Linked DNA regions of Homo sapiens: region 2 is linked to region 1. A link is a loop called in an ENCODE intact Hi-C map of the cell type or tissue named here. Cell type or tissue: gastrocnemius medialis. All regions are shown on one strand. Links, peaks and the distances in the headings refer to the core of each region. The heading gives the core; the rest is flanking DNA.

Region 1 (8,894 bases), core at 604-8,603:
CTTAACTTTTCACTCTATTTATATCTCTTGAATTTTACTACGTGTCCGAAAGTGAGCAGATAGGTGATTTCTTTTAATAAGAGTAACATTTTGCTTTACATTTAGTCTTTAGTTGATGTATTCATATCACCTTCCACTTACCTTTAATGTTATATTTACTGATGTGCTTCCTTCCTGGAATCATTTGCGTGGTTTGACCAGCAAAGTTTTATTTCCTTTTAAACTAGACCAGAAGATAACCAATTGTTCCTTACTATTTCATGTGTTTAATACTGTTTTTTTGTTTTGTTTTGTTTTGAGAGAGAGTCTCATTCTGTTGCCCAGGCTGGAGTGCAGTGGTGCAATCTCAGCTCATTACAACCTCCACCTCCCAGGTTCAAGCGATTCTCGTGCCTCGGCCTCCCGAGTAGCTGGGATTACAGGCATGTGCCACCATGCCCGGCTAATTTTTATATTTTTAGTAGAGATGATGTTTCGCCATGTTGGCCAGGCTGGTCTCGAAGTCCTGGCCTCAAGTTATCTGCCCGCCTCGGCCTCCCAAGGTGTAAGCCAGTGCACCCGGCCTAATACTGTTATTTTATAAAACAGACCTGCTTTAATTTATTTCCTCTTGGTGACCTCTCCTACTTGTTCAGTAAACTATGTAAACTCCCTTCAAATGGAATTAAGATGCATAGCAGTTTTCATTAGCCTGTCAGAAACCCTTTTGATATGTCACATGCTAGTCTCATAATGAATCTAATTTATCACCTGATTTAAAATTGCTATAATACATTGCCCTCTCAAAGGCCTCTTTTTCTTTGTCTTTTTAAGCCAAGGGATATCCTGTAAAGATCTTTCCAAGTCTTTGAAGATCAATGAGACTGTTCTAAACTCCAGCGAAGGAGAAGCAATTTTCACCAAAAGGCAAAGTTAGCTTGGCCAGGTAAATTTCATTCACCATGGCTTAGTCTGACTCTCCCAATTCCGTCTCTTTTTCAAAGTCATAGTCATGTCTTTAGTGATCCCCTTCATTCCTTCTTGTAGGGTAACTTACAGGAAATCCTACTGTGTGCCTGATACTATGCCAAGCACTGAATCAGGTTCTGGAGTATAACAACAAATAAGATAGACATCAAAAACACAATAGACTCCATCCCACCTCATGGAGCTTTAGTCACACAGGAAAAGAGAAGAATTCTTTTTTCTGTTCAGGATTGTTGCCAAGTCACATTTTATGGGTACTTTTAAAAGATGTTGACGTTGCCCTTCAATTCTGGGCAGTGTTCCTTCCGCTGAATATATATACATTCATATTTTGTACCATCTCTGACTGTTCTGGTATGCTTATTATTCAAAAACTGAACCCTATTATATTTTTGACACCTGTTAGCTTTTCTTGTATTGTCATCATTATCATTTACTTGAATAACACAAATGAACTCTGGGTATGCTAAACCTTTATTATGTCACCACTGCCCTTCATAGGATCCACCGATGTTTATTGTTACACTGTAACATTTACAAGATTAGTTCTATCTTTCATTAATACCAAATATTCTTAATGTAAAAGTCATTCTTTCCAACTTTATCTCTTTTACAGTAGTAAGCATCAACTCATTCCAATCCTGCTTCCCCAGGTTCCTGCCAGCTGGGCTCACTTGCTAGTATCATACTTTTTAATCAAGCTTATGCCAATGTTTTTATCAATCTGTTTTTGAAACACCTTATTTAGTTCTGTTCTGGTTTCTCTTAGCATTAACCATTCTTTACAGCTTGAACTCTGATGAAATACCCTATGTTGCTAATCACTCTTCCCCTCCCCAAATTCCCCCAATTTTATTTTTATAATAAAAAAACAAGTTAAATTTAGAACTTTCCAAATCAATCAAGAGGCTTTTTTCAACGGACTGTGGAACTACAAGTGTGACTAGGGCTCATTTTTCAGCCATGTCCAATTAGTTTAACGACGCCTGGAGAACACTGCTCTGATTCAAGGCTAAAGCTGAAGGAAAATGTTCCAGTAATGCCATCAAAGAGGACACACTTCTGACATTCGCTAAGCCAAACTCACTCGGTCTTATAATAATGAGAAGGGATTTTTAATGCAATAAAATTAAACACCCTTTATGCTTTCATTTCTTTATGCCAACAAACACATAAGTGTCCCACTGCCACCTGGAACACTGGCACCTTGGGTATGCAAGTCTTCTAAATCAAGTTATTCATAAATTCCACATCCTTGCAGCACCCGGATGCCCAAGGCCTGTTCCAGAGTAAGCTAAAGGGCCTGCCCTCCCTCCCCGTGGCCGCTCGCCAGGACAGAGACAACATCGTCTGCACACTGCGCTATTTGTCTGTCAAAAATCACAGTTGGATTTGGGCAACAGCGAATTCACCCAATTTATCACCTGTCTCTTGATATCACAATGACTCAACAAAAGGAGAGTCCGGTTCTCAGGTCTCTGGAAAGGCCTTGGGAGTAAGTTTAAAATCCTGGGGTTCACTCTGCTCTGCCTGTAGCTAACACTTTACAGGCCTGTGGCATTACTTTCTCACAAGACATCACTGCCTACTTTCGCACAAGAGCCCCTTAGTTTGAAGCAACAAGATGGGGCCAATTATTTCTAGTTTCTTTCTGGAGCAACATATTAAAATTTCAGCTTCCACAATAAAGAACATCAATCTCTAGTTCAGGAAATGTTCTCTCATACATGGACCATATAAGCTTAAGCTCAGGGTCAGAAAGTAATTCTAAAAATACTTTAATTTCTCTTTTGATACGAGGCATTATCATCAGTACTGTATCTTTGTCTAGAAAATATATTTCCAGACTTTTTGAACAGTGGGCCCTTCTATTTGGCACCCAGCACTATTTGAGGGAAGTGCTGAAAAGAAATTGCTTTTGGTTGGTATTCCAACAAAATATTCCCATAAAGGGGGGAAGAATTATCTCTATCATTAATATATTCAAAGGCAAGTGTCATGGTGCTGAAATAACTTGTTTATTCTTATTTTTGTTTAATAAATTCAGTCTTTGCAAAAGCCAATTTCAACACCTATACTGATACGTTCTCCACATAGGAGAACAGCAGTTTCTATCTGCCAAAGACAGGCCATTTGAGTAGAATCAACTTGAGATGCCCCCCACTCCAATGGCTCTCTAACAAATCATTCTATCCAACACGATAAGCATGAAGTCAATATTGACATCCCTATGCAATGCTGGAATTCTCCAGCACAAGGTAGACGGTGCAATTCTTCTCCCAACACATACAGACTTGGATTTCTATTCTATACCAAAGCAGCAGGGCCAGTGGTTAGGAGACCAAGTCTAAGTCACGCAGACCCACGTGCCAATTCTGAAACTATCTCTTACTGGTCGAAGGTTTAGGAAAGTTACTGAACCTTTTAGTTTCCTCATCTATAAAACGGTAAAGCATACTACCCACCTGAATAAACTACTCTGAAAATGAAATAAGATCCACCAGCAGGGAAAGCATTAAATAAATTATAGTATGTACACACACCAGAAAGCTGTTTTTAAAAGCATGGGTAGGTATATAAGAGCCGAAAGAAAGATGGCCAAGAAGACACTTTTATTTGATGTTGTAACATCTCTGACATCAGGATGTACCTAATGGCCAACTGCATCTTCTAAAAGCACAGGGTGGGCGGAAGCTGTGATTTATTGGTCACTGGCAGTGCCTGGGTAAACTTGGTCACAGCTGTTCCTATTTCGTCACTTCCCTCCAGTTATGTGCATGGCTGGTACTACACAGGTTGAAGTGACCTGCTATTTAGAATGTCCTTCAAAAGATGATGTTAAAATGTGGCATTGAAATGAAAAATTAAACACATTTGTGTATACACAAAGAGGCAGGGAAACAGCATGAATTTGATAATAGTGAAGCAAATATCTCTCACTGCAAGAAATTACCATAATTCCATATTTTCTTGCAAAGCAAGAGCCAGCCCTTTAAGAGAATTAAAAGAGGAAAACACAAATAACTGAAGGTGTATCAGCTGTGCTTCTGAGATAGCAACAAAAGGGGTGTCTGTTCAAGAGCCGAGCAAAGCAAGGGAAGGTGAGGGAAACTGCCAAATTGCTTGGGACTAACTGAAATGTCTAAACAACAGGAGACAGATGTGACGCATTCACATGGCTCAAAATAAAATTGATGAAATATAGTACTTGAGTTAAAAAGCCAGCCAAAAAACTACAAATAGAGACAAGCAGGAGCTCATTAAATTATGTCTCTGTGTGTGTGTACCTGTATATAATTATAAATCCATGTTAAAGCTAAATTGATATATACCAGACAATTCACAGTAGTTACTTAAGGGAGGGGAGAGAAATGGGAAAGGAAGATGAAGGAGGATTTTAATGTTTTATTATTGCCATTACTTCTAATTTGTATGAATTTTGTATCATAAGCACGTACTCAGTCTGTGTATTTTTTTTTAATTTTTTATTTTTTGAGACAGAGTCTCACTATGTCACCCAGGCTGGAGTCAGTGGCACGATCTCGGCTCACTGCAACCTCCACTTCCCAGGTTCAAGTGATTCTCCTGCCTCAGCCTCCCAAGTAGCTGGGATTACAGGTGCGTGCCACCACTCCCGGCTAACGTTTTGCATTTTTAGAAGAGACGGGGTTTCACCATGTTAGCCAGGATGGTCTCGATCTTCTGACTTCGTGATCCGCCCACCTCGGCCCCCCAAAGTGCTGGGATTACAGGCATGAGTCACTGCTCCTGGCCCCCGTGTATTATTTTTGCAGTGTTTGTAATTCAAGAAGTTTATAACAAAATAAGACACGTACAGTGCTTGCCACCCTGCCAGACAGAGTAAACCTTCAATGAATGGGAGCCACTCTCACTCTTCTAGACACCACAAAAGAAAAAGTATCACAGACACTTAATATATGATCCCAGTCCCTCAAGGAGCTTTCAATCTAGCAGGATTTAGAAGGTAAGAAAGGTTTTACATATACAGTATATATATATAACCAGGGTATACACAGACATACACATACACATACACACATACACATATATACTGTGTATGACCATAAGGTAAAGAAGGCTATTGTCCAAAAGCCACAGAAGACATTTCTAGCTCAAACCTCAGAAGCCTAGAGCTAGAAAAGTCACAGAGCACCAATACACGTATACCAGTATTTTATCTTGAAAGCTAAAGAAGCAAACTAGGACATGTGTCATCACCTCTGAAACCTGTTCAAGAATGACACATTGATTAAATATCCCTGAAGACGCAGTACCCATGTTTGCCTGGGCACTGTGACATCTTCACGGCTCTGTGTTCCCATCAAGGTCCAAGATCCATCAGTACAACTCCTGTCTAGAAATGCCTCCGAGATTACACTGGCAGAGAGCCTCTACCCTTCCCAGATAACGAAGAAGGTCAACAATCCCATTTCCATCAGTGGGTCATTTGGGTCTTCAAGGGCAAAGAACAAGTTTTACATGGCTTCGCCTACCCCTGGAAATAGACACAGTGCCTGGGTGTGGCAGAGATGATGGCACAATGACGAACAACCAAATAAAATATTAAGAAATTGCTAACTATCCAAAGACAAAGAAAATGACATTTGCACACTCAGGAAGCTAAAGCTCCTCACTACAGAAGGCTTTTCCAAGAGGGCATGGTTTCAGATAAATGGACCTGAACTGAAACAATGTGCATTTCTCCCCAGGAAGCCATCGTCCTCCTCTGGGTGCCACCTTGCATCCTGTGAATTCATGCCCAAAAGAAGACAGCTGCAGATAAGTTATGTGGCTAGTCTGAAGAGAGGTGGAAGCACAATTCTTAAGGAAGGTTTGGAACAGAGCAAAGCAAAACGACAGCTGGAAGGAAAAGTGTCTTAAAGGAACTGAAGTGTTATAAAGTGACACAGAGCAACAAAGAGACTTTAGAGAAAAAAGTGTACGATGAAAACTTCTAAAAACACACACACACAGCTTGCCGCTAGTAGAGATGATTTTCCCAAGCACCTGCAGAACGAATCAAGTTGTAAGGCCTTTTGATGGCAAGGGAGAAGGAATTATGGGGAGGGAAAGGGGAGCCCAGAAGAACAATACCTACTCTGTGAAGTGGAGGAAGGGGAACTTCCAGGGTTAGGATTTCAACACAAGACTTCCAAGGCAATCTGGCAGCTTGTGCTCCTATAGCCCTCCCTCAGGGCTGCTGAACCTCCCAGGTTTAACATTCAGGGAACCAGGTGGCTTTTGGTGTCAGCTGTCACCTGCCTATCACCTGCTTTCTCTGCATATGTCTCTCCCAAGGAAACCACATATAGAAAATTCCAGAAGTTTTCACTCTGACACAAGAGGAAAGCGAGAGGGAAAGGGTCAGTGCTGACGGCATTCCTGGTTAAGAATGGGTTTTCCCATGGAACTGTGTGGCTACAAAACATAAAGCCAAAGCCCAAAGGCCCTTGGGAGGAGGATGGCATCTTGACCCCCTGCATCCAGAAGACACACTCAGGATGCACAGTAATGATGCACAGTAATGATGCACAGTAATGATGCACAGTAATGATGCTCAAGATGCATGGCAAGGACACTTGCTCATGCTAGACCAGGGGTTCTCAACTAGGGGCAACGTGGCAATGTCGGGAGGCATTTGTGGCTGTCACCGCTGTGGGTGAAGAGTAAGCCAATACAGGCATCAAGAACTAGTGATGCTGCTGTGACCATCCCGCAATGCACAGGACAACCCCCACAACAAAGAACTATCCAGGCCAAGGTGTCGTTGGTACCAAAGCTGAGAAACCCTGCCCGAGACTAACCCCATCCCTGCAACCACCTCCAAAAGCCCTAAGAATCCTATCTCAAGTAAACTTTTGCTCTCCCCCGACCAAGCAGTTACTCTGTCATAAAAGTCCACGTACTATATTAAGATGTATTAAACATCAAGCCAATGATGTGACGAGCAAATACGGCATATCAAAAGTACCTGGCTGCTCTCCCAGCAAACATCTTCAAGGTACTCCTTAGCATCCAAGTGAGTAGATTTTTTCACAACAATAGAAGAAGGCAGTTACATACATATGCACATGTGTGCATGTGCACACACACACACACACACACACACACACACACGATCAGCCAACTTAAAAATCTCCCTGGTTGTCAGGTAGAGGCACTGGCAAAACAACAACAAAACTGCATGGTTAGAATGGTCCAAGCATTTCCTAAATATTTTGAAGACAGAAAGAGGGGAAAAGAACAAACAAGAAAACCCAACAACCAAAAATAGATCCATCCCTGGGGCAATCCCATAGCTAAAAACAGTTCCATCACTCCAAGGCATCTCCATGGTGGAAAGTACCTTATTTTTTTAATTCTAAAATACAATAAACACATTTTAAGAGGGGAATACGAATTTAGAGCTCAAAGAATGAAAACGAACCCCCATGTAACTACAATTCGGGTCAAGAAATCGAACCCTGGCTGGTATCATCTCCCCGCCTAGTGTTTGTCACTCACCCACACACACAGCAAAAGGACCAGAGTTAGTCTGAAAAAGTTTCATCTTCACATAAGGATTGAGATGTATTTTATGTATTTACCATGAACACCAAAGTATCCTGCAAAGAAAGCTGATGTCTCTGCTGAATAGATCCTGGGCAGTGACCACAAAGTGAACAGATTTGGGGAGGGGGAGCATTCATGTAAACAATCTCACTGTGTCAATTCGCAAGAGCACTGTGGAGGAAAGGCATGGAAGCATGGTGCAGGAAGCCTGGAAACAGAGTGGGAAAAGCCCAGGTAGGGGGCAAAGAGAAGCTTAAGTTAGAATCTAGGCTTCAGCCTTTACTGTGGTACCCTGGGTATTATCAATCTCTCCTGAACCATACAATGATTTCCTGCCACATGATATCCTTGGCAAGTTTCAATGGGATCATGTGCTTAAAGTAATGAGCAAAGCATCTCACACACAGGAGATGCTTCACTGATAGTGGGTTCCCTCTCTTTCCCTTGCCCACAGAAACAGGCAAGGTTGTAAAGGCCAATTCTTTTTTCTTTTTTTTTTTTTTAATTGAGGCAGTCTTGCTCTGGAGTGCAGCGGCGCGATCTTGGCTTATTGCAACCTCCGCTTCCCAGGTTCAAGTGATTCTCCCACCTTGGCCTCCGGAGTAGCTGGGATTACAGGCGCACGTCACCACACCTGGCTAATTTTTGTATTTTTAGTAGAGACGACGGTTTCACCATGTTGGCCAGGCTGGTCTCAAACTCCTGACCTCAAGCGATCCACACATCTTGGCCTCCCAAAGTGCTGGGATTACAGGCGTGAGCCATTACTCCGGCTTAAGGCCAATTCTTTAACATGAAATTACTTGATTATAAGTGTTCCTAAACTCCAAATTCTCTAAACTGCTTTACAAAGGTGACAATACAAGTCCACTTTCAACTTATCCTGCAGACTGGCTGAAAGGTGTCTAAACCACTCTTCAAGGCCCAGAATTTACCACCCCACCCTCTCCTACTCCCATCTCTCTCCCTCCCCCACTTATCCCAGAGTAAATGGCCTAAGTCGGCTGTCAGGAAAAAACATCTCACACCCCAGTAGGGAGCCTTAGTCACATCTCTTTGAAGATGAAAAGCAACAAGGTGTGTTTATTTGTACTCTGGTGTACAAGGCCTCTTTTAGGCCTCATCTTCCCGAGCTGAGCTGTGCTGAGATGTGCACAGCTACTCAGCAAGTTAAAAACAATAAAACCCACCCCTCACACCGTTAAGCAGATCTTTCCAGGAGAAAAGGTCAATACTCACTCCTGGGAGTACACTCACTCCTGGGAAAATCAAGCCTTTTCACTGATACAGAATGTCAGGAAGTCTAGGCAAAGGTCAGTCCTGGAGGAGGTGAGAAGATGGACCATCATCCAGCA
Region 2 (8,894 bases), core at 337-8,336, 120 kb before region 1:
TGCCCTCCATATAAGAAGAGAAGGGGTATAAGAAAACATACATGTATTGGCTTATCTGTGCAAAAGAAATACAGGAGGATAAACCAGAAACTAAAGAGATTGGTTATCTACAGGGTGTGAGTGGGAAAGGAGTGAAAAAACATGGGGAACTGATATCAGACAAGATAACAGGATGAGAAGGTTACACATTTCTCCGAGTATATCTATCTGACTTAACATATACTTGTGTAAATATACTCAGAGCAGTGTATATCTTAGAACTACGGTAGTATTTTATATACCCCAAAAATAAACACTTAAAATCAATCACATGTGGGGAAAACTCAAAATGAAATATAAACAATAACAAGTAAACATAACTGTATTACTAGTAAATAACACCACCACACTGAAGGGGATGGGGAAGAAAAGAACCAGCCTAAGTAACTCAGGAAAACAGTATGTTGACTAGATTCCATAAAGCTAAAGAAAAAAAAAATCTACAATACTGTACACTAGTTATATTTGTTTCTCCCAAGGGTATGGGTCATCAATTCTGAAACTGTCTTCTGGGTGCACTAGGGGTGAACAAATATGTAAATATATTGTAAGATTTCTGTCAGAGAAAGAAGTTGCAAATAAAGAAAGTGGGAAGGCTAGGCCAGGCGTATTGGCTGACGCCTGTAATCCCAGCACTTTGGGAGGCCGAGGTGGGTGGATCACAAGGTCAGGAGTTCAAGACCAGCCTGGCCAAGATGGTGAAACCTCGTCTCTACTACATATACAAAAAAATTAGCCGGGCGTGGTGGCGGGCACCTGTAGTCCCAGCCACTCAGGAGGCTGAGGCAGAGAACTGCTTGAACCCGGGAGGTGGAGGTTGCAGTGAGCTGAGATTGTGCCACTGCACTCCAGCCTGGGCGACAGAGAGAGACTCATCTCAAAAAAAAAAAGACAGTGAGAAGGCTAAAGTGAATCCTGAGGCTTTGGTTCATTGAAACTGAACCAAAATTTCCAATGGAAATTTGAAGGAATTGGAGGTCACCAGTATGAACTCAAGGTCTTTAAAAATTAGACAGACAGGATGGATGGATGGATGGATGGATGGATGGATGGATGGATGGACGGATGGACAGACAGACAAAAATAAATATTGACTTGTGTGTATGTAAGGGATAATGCACATACATACATTTCCTAGCTCTGTCTGCTGAGAGAAGACTAGAAGCAGTACATCTCAACAGCAATAAGCACACCTAGCACCCAGATCTTGGTTTCTAAATACCATTATCCAGCAAAGAGAACCAACCTCCTTGGAGAAATAGTTGATTCCAGGAAGAATATACAAACAAGATGAACCCAGAGTATCTTCTGTTGCCAGAAGTGTCAAAATAAAGTAAATAAGTGTCCAAATATCATGGGGGCATGTCAAAAGGACACAGAAGTTAACCTGAAGTTCCCAATAGCCAAAGCTAGAACCATCCAAGCAACAAAATCAACAACGGTATCAGATTATGACACAGAGAATAAAATAAATATCTGAGGCCAACAAAATAAGGATCTAGTACCTGAGACTGATACCAAAAATTGTTGAATAAGTAAGTAAAAAGGGGAGAAAGGAAAGTTCTTCCTTATTGAAGACTTCTCATTAATAAATGTAGAAGAGGTGCAGGAAACAGAAAGTCACCACGAAGCAGACACTATTGTAATAACTGTTACAGGCAAGATCTGGCAATGGATGCTAAAATTAGAAAATAAACACTTGAGGAGAAATAGGATATGCACAGTGTCAAAGTATCTTCCGCAATATGTTATTAATTACAAAGAGAAAAATAGTAACTTGACAGTGGAGAAACTTGGTAGATACCACCTCAGCCAAGGGACCATGGTCAACATCATCAGTAATGAGATACACCAACACTACAGTCCCTTCATATAAGATGCTGTGTCAGGGGTCCCCAAGCCCACACAGATTCAATGATTCACTAGGCTAACTCCCAGGACTTGGCATATAATCAAAGCTAAGATTTCTTACAGTGAAAGGCATATGAAATGAAGTCACAGGAAACCAGGCTCAAGCTTTCACAAGGATTCTTCCAGGGTAGACACACAGGATGTGCTTAATTCCTCCAGCAACAAGTTGTTGACAACATGTGTGAAATGTCATCCACCAGGGCAGCTCATTAGAGGCTCAGTGCTCACGGTTTTTATGAGAGGCTGGTCACACAGGCATTCTCGGTACACCAAATTTCCAGACTTCCAGCAGAAAAACAGCATCAACTACACTGTCTGCACAGCCAGTTTAGGCACAGTGAGCCACCATTAACAGTTGGGTAATGGGAAACCTACTGAAATTTAGGTTCCCAGCTGCCAGCCAAGGGCCAATGTTCCAAGCAGACTTTTCAAAGGGCAGCAGTCAGGCCTGCTGCGTTAATGCTTTTTCTGCACAGATGGGCATTTTAGCTTCTGCTGGGAAAGTCTACAGTAACAGAAAAGCAGAGGAGTTCCATTTTCCAGGGTCAGGTTTGCCCCTCTGCCAGCTCTCCAGCCATCGTGTCCTTCCAGACAGGTTCAAGCTTCTGACACACGGTCCTTGATCAGCCAGTCTGGTTCTGATCACCTTTTGAGGGATGAGGGAAGAATGCTTATAGGCTTTGCCATCTACGCTGAGAGTGTTTCCTCAAGCCTCAGCACATCACTCCTCTAGTAAGAACGTCACTGCCTTCCCATTACGTTAGAATAAAACCTAGAGTCATCATGCTGCTCTCCAATTCCAGGCTTTCTCATGAAGGCCATGAAGATCTTCCCATCTTGGAAATCTTAACTACACAGGCTTCCTTGTTCCTTCTCAAGCCCAGCCAGCATATTCCCACCTCAGGGCCTTTGCACTCTCTGTTCCCACTGCCTGGAATGTCTTTTTCCCAGGGCTCAGCATGGCTCACTCCTCCATCTTACTCAGTCTCTTGAATCATTGCACTATCTGCAGTAGAACCTACACTCCCACCCTTAGTCGCTCTAACCCTCAGCCTTCTTTTCTTTCCCTTCACAGGACACATCACTACTTGGTCTCCCCAGTTTTGTATTAAGCTGTTTGGCTAACGCCTCTGCCTTCCAGCCTCCAAGAACGTACGCTCATTTGCATACTTTCATTTACCATTTTTAAAGGAGCTGCACCATACAGTGCCTACACCATGTGCCTCATAAATATTTGCATAATGTCCAAATGAACCTATAAAAGGAAAGAGTGAGGCCGGAGAACATGGCTAGCATTTTCTGAATGCTTAATATGAGCTAAGCATTGCGCTCTGTTTCACAGATATCTTTTTCTTTAAGTTCTCACACACACAAAAAAAACATTTTACAGATAAGAAAACTGAGGTCCAGAAGTGAAGTAACTTGACACTGCTAATAAACAAAGTCAAGGTTCAAATCTTTCCCATGGCACAGCTGCTCTGCCGCCTCCTTAGATTTCTCTAAGGACCAGCCCAGCTCCAGAGGACTAGGTTTTATGGGAGAAAGAGAAAAGAGTGAAAATATGAATAATTATAAACGAATTAGCCATCATTCAATTAACCAGCTCTTTGGCCCTGCCCTTGCACCCTTTTCAGGAATTACTAATGAGACTTCCTGCCTGGTCAGCATGCTCAGTTGCTGTTTATGTCAGGGAAGCCTGTCCTGTTATGATTTACATTTGCATCATCACATGCCTGCAAAGCAGATCACAGGCAACCAGCCGAGTGCCTGGCAGGGGCAGAGAGAAGCCTATCCCAGACAACAGCTGTCAGCTGCTCCCTGCCTGCATGACTTGCTACAGGGCTGTGGGGAAGGGGGGTCCTGGGCAAGGCCCCGACTGTCCCTCTCTCACCCCCTATTTCCACAAAGGGGAGATTTCCTCGTAGAACTCAGCAGCGCCCGACAGAAGGTGAAAGACTGACCCTGCCTGTCTTTAAAGCAGCCCTGACAAAGGCAGACAGGGTGACTCTACTCCATTGAATACTTGAATTCACCACTTCTCAAGGATCTGGTCCACAAACTTTTCAAAGCGGCAGCTTTCATTAGCAGGAAGATGGGGACCAAGGGTCTCCTGTGAGTTGGGTTTATTTCCTGATCTAAGTCATGTCCCCACTTTTTAGAGCCTACTTCCCACAGTCCTGGAATTCACAGATCAGCAAAATAAAAAATAAAAAAAGTAGATGAGAGTGGAGGAAAGACTAATACAATTGCCAACTTTTTATTTTACACAAAGACTTACAAAAACACCAGCAATGAGCTCTACTTACTAATACCCTAAATAAACAGCTGCCTTAGCATCCGAAATACAGGAAGGCAAAGTCTCAGAGTAAAGAACTCTCCACCCTGAAAGGGTAGAAACTTTATAGCTACATGTTCACTAGATGTCCTTATTTTTCCCATTTCACCAGAAGCCAGTGACAACCAGGTCATAAATCAGAGACAGTCCTGGGACCCATATTTGGGGTCCACGTGAGAACTAGAGGGGGCCAGGAGGCATTCCAGTGTCTCCAGGTTGTGATATCCTAAGGACAAAGACTCGTGTAACAGCTGGGGCACACAGGCAGTCCACATAGGTGCACTCAGTAACTAATTCTCACGTTCCACAGATGACAAAACTGAGGCCCAAAGAGGCAACTGGACTTGCCCAAAGTCACATAGCTATTTAGGGTCAGACTGGTCTATAGTCCAGTTCTTCTGCTCTAGAGTCCAGCTTCTTTTAACTACACTACACTTTAGGCAGGGTACCCTAGAGCCATACCTGATCAAACCCCTCATCTGGGACAGGTACAGGAGAGACTCCCAAGAAAAAGCCCTTCTCCCACAGGAGCAGAACTGTCCAGGCCTTGTATAGAAGGCTCTTCCCCAGACATCATGCCTGTAGCTCCCAATCTGTCTGGGAAGGGCTCAGGGCTGCTCAAGGTCCTGGAGGATGATGGAAACTTCAGCATGGGCTTGCTGTCTCTGGCCACCTCCCCAGACTCTTCCCAGGCAGCAATCATACAAAAGAGCTGGACAGAGGCTGCAATGTGGAAGCCTCTCTGTTCCACCAGAACAGCCATGAAGTCAGCTAATCAGACCTGCTGCATCTCTCAGGCTATGGAAACAGCTCCTGCTGTAGCTGTGGGTCTCCAGGATCTCTCTTCTAGACCTCTGTGGTTGGCCAAATGAGCAACAGCTACTCACCTTCAACCCCTGCTCACCTCCCACTCCTGCCCCAGGATCCTGCCAGTATGTGGCTGAGAGAGCCCAACGAATGAGGAGCTGTTCCACAATATCACCACCCTTGCTTTTATAAACACAAGACATAGCTCACTGTGAAAAAGTCAAACCATGGAGGAACATACAAAGACAGATGTAAAATTTATAACAAATTGCCACCACGTGGGGAAGTATTCTGTGGACATTTTGGTAAACATGCTCTTACAGCATGGTCTCAAAAACTAGTGTGTGCAAATGGATTGCCCCAGGACCTTGTTAAAATGCAGTGGGTCTGGGGTGGAGCCTGGGATCCTGCATTCCTAACAAGCTCCCAGGCGATGCTGCTGGCTCCAGGTACCACACTTCCAATAGCAAAGGGCCACTGTCTTGTTCACTGTGTATCTCCAATGCCCAGAGAAGTGCCAGGCACACAGACTACTCAATAATTACTGACTGAATTAATAGGCAGAAATCCGAGCATGCAATTTTACTTAAATGCACCCTTAAAATATATGCTATCCTGAAACCTGTTTTTGCTACATAATATGTTGTGACATCTTTTCTTGTCAATAACTACTGGTACACATCATCATTTTTAATGGCTAAGGGTAACTTTACTGTGTCTATGTATCCATAAATCCCGTTACTGATGGACATTTGGGGTGTTTTCAATAAACAATGCACAGCCAGATACATATATTATTTTTCCCACTTGTATATTATCTCGTGAAAGTATAACTGCTAGGTCAAAGGACATGCATGCTTTACATTTTGGTATCCTTTTGACTGTTGACTGCCTCCTCCCTGAGGAACTGGTATTGTCTTCTGGCCACAGACAGCTATGAGAAAAGCCTCCAGCCTAGGATTGTCTGCGATGGGCTGATTCTCTCAAGTTGGCAATGACGCTCCTAGAAGCACAAAGGCTGAGATCATCCCATGGTTCCTCTGCATTTTTGTTAAGTTGCTCCTTAACTGCTGCTGCGCTCTATTATTCTCCATCCATCTCTGTCTCTTTTCATTTTAACATCTGTGTATTTCATTATTCTGCAAAGTAGGGGACACTCCTGTCTGGTCAAGGAAACCATGACTCTTCTTTTTATCATTCTAAATTTGCACCGGGTACAGGGCATCGATCTTTGCTGGAATTGGTTTCTCTGGGTTGCAGGAATCATGGCAAAATGCAGCATCCTCCTTCTGTGAGATGCTCCTTGAGTTGACTTTCCTGGGCTACATGGTCTCCTTTGACTAAGGACCTTGACAAAGGGCAAGGGCAGGCTCTCGCTCTTAGGACTGTCCTACTTGCCAGTATTTCTCCAGAATTCCCCATCCTCTGGGGCAGTGTTGCAGAGAACAAGTCAGTGATCCACCTGCAGCAGGATCCCCAGGGACGCTTGTGAATATGCAGATTCCTGAGTCTCTCCCCTAGGGGAATCTGCATTTTTACTAAGCACACTAAGGATCTCAATGGGCACTAAAATGTGAACATCCTGCTCTGACCGATTCTACCACCTTCTTATACCCACAGAGCAAATGGCCTCATGATTCCTTTCTTCCTGATGTTATTGCCGCTCCAAGAATCATGGCTACACAGCCAATGAGGGACCTACTCTGGCCATGACTCCTTCAAGCCAAGTCTAATACACCCCAGATAGAGGAGTTACCATGAGATAAATATCCACAAGGAAACAACTGGCCTCTTTATGATCTTTCCCCATTTCAACACTGCTCTCTTCTTCCCCATTTGTGTGCAAGATACAAATTCTGCTTCACACACAAAAGCTGTGGGCTCATATACAAACGGTTTTTGTTCAAGCAAAAAGGCCCTTTTTAGAGCTTTGAAACTTACTCAGTTCTGTCTACTTTGTAAGGATTTACATTTACCTGTGCCCAACAGAAAATAGGATTAAAGAGGCAATAAAGAATCTGCCCCTGTTTGGCCAATATCAAAATATTCCTAAGCATTCTATTACCTGTCTGGTGCTGAGTCAGTTGTGTGGGGATTCAAAAGCGAAGCTGACAGGCTCTCTCTGTGATAGTGGAAGACAGAGACAGGTAAAGGAGCCTCTGCATGTAATGCAAATAGTGCCCTGATTGGGGAGCTATAGGATGCTTAATCTCAAACTAGGAACGAGGCTGGCATCAGAACAGGCTTCTCAGGGGAAGGTCGGTTTCAGCTGAGGTCGGCCACGGTCTAGGCGGAAAAGCAATGTAATATTTACAGCATGAGGCCTTACTCATTCCGTTTTTCATTCCACTAATATTAATTCACAAACTCTGTGTCGCACCTGCAAAGAATGAGAATACATAGAAGACACCTAGGCCACATTTGAAATTTTAGTGTTTGTGGAATTGTGGAATCAAAGATGTTCCAAGCCGCCTGTGTAAAGGCCTGGAGGCAGAACAATGTGGTAAAGGAGCAACTGAAAGGAGGTCAGTATGAACAAGCTTCTCATATACGCAAAAGTACCTGGCATCTTTTCATTAATTAAAAAAAAAAAAGCCCTATTTCTCATAAAAAAATGTGCTATGAACCAGTTACAATTCAGCTCACTGTAAAGATGTGAGAATGACAAGGGCTAATCAAAAGTATATGTTAGAAAAGAATCAAAGTATAAAATTCACATAATTTGAATCAACATGCACAGCTCCCCAAAGTGAAAACCGACATGTGGCCATTGCTAGCTAAAAACTGCAAAAAGCGGTCGATCTGATGTTGCTGCTATTAATATATTCAGTCCTCTAGCTCATTTGGTAAAAGGTCAAACTGTGGTTCCTTTGAAAATGACTTCATGGTTGGGGACAAGAAAGCAAAGAAGGCCTTGTAAAAATAACTGACTTCTAAAAAGTAATCTGCCTGGATTCTCCAGGAAATCTGGGGGCTAAACGGGGGAGCTCCTTTATTGTGGTCCCAAGGCAGATGACAAACAGCCCAGAAAGCAAACTCACTCCTGGAATTCTAGCCTTTGCAAAATTTATGGCTTGAGCAAAAAGTCCTTTGCTTGTTGCAACAGTTCAGCTCCACATGACTACTGGAGTAGACTCCAAGTTTTATTGATCAGATATTGCAATGTATTATTTCTTCCTAAAATAACATATTGGCTGTTTCAGACGTACACACTGGGGAGTGAAAGAGCAACAGACCATACGCTAACTGGAATATAAATACAGAAAGAAGGCATCCAGTTGAAACAGCTTTGCCACAAGATTCTCTCGTAGAAAATTCTTTCCAAAACTCTTCTCTTTTATGCTGAGAAGAGGAGGTCTACAGCCTAGGGTTAAGAGGTCAGAAGGACTCAGAGATAAGAAGCATCTAGGTTTCTGGGCTGGGCGCGGTGGCTCACGCCTGTAATCCCAGCACTTGGGGAGGCTGAGGTGGGTGGATCACGAGATCAGGAGATCGAGACCATCCTGGCTAACACGGTGAAACCCCATCTCTACTAAAAATACAAAAAATTAGCCAGGTGTGGTGGCACATGCCTGTAGTCCCAGCTACTCGGGAGGTTGAGGCAGGAGAATCGCTTGAACCCAAGAGGCGGTGATTGCAGTGAGCTGAGATTGCGCCACTGCACTCCAGCCTGGGTGACAGAGTGAGACTCTGTCAAAAAGAAAAGAAAAGAAGCATCCAGGTTTCCACCTCAGTTCCACCACGTAATCACTGAGATCTTGGATGAATCACTTAACTTCCCTCAGCCTCAGCGTCCCCATCT

What was found. Peaks named below come from ENCODE experiments on the same cell type or tissue, not always from the same donor. Only the 100,000 strongest peaks of a DNase experiment are listed, where the experiment ranks them.
Region 2: a loop joins it to region 1, with 2.4 times the contacts of the local background. A loop is called at or near these places in 2 of 110 quality-filtered maps.

What each region holds. Positions count from the first base shown.
Region 1 is chr11:35,946,648-35,955,541 of GRCh38, reverse strand. The region is part of intron 1 of LDLRAD3 (low density lipoprotein receptor class A domain containing 3); the gene reads right to left. Among named protein-coding and RNA genes, the nearest start is that of LDLRAD3, 7.0 kb to the right of the region's middle. In gastrocnemius medialis, for the core only: no CTCF peak of the experiment used is centred there; a DNase peak (open chromatin) is centred at 3,681.
Region 2 is chr11:36,068,430-36,077,323 of GRCh38, reverse strand. All of the region lies in intron 2 of LDLRAD3 (low density lipoprotein receptor class A domain containing 3), which reads right to left. The region is part of intron 1 of LOC101928510 (a long non-coding RNA gene); the gene reads left to right. Among named protein-coding and RNA genes, the nearest start is that of MIR3973, 63 kb to the right of the region's middle. In gastrocnemius medialis, for the core only: no CTCF peak of the experiment used is centred there; DNase peaks (open chromatin) are centred at 2,180 and 3,703; H3K27ac peaks cover 2,163 bases.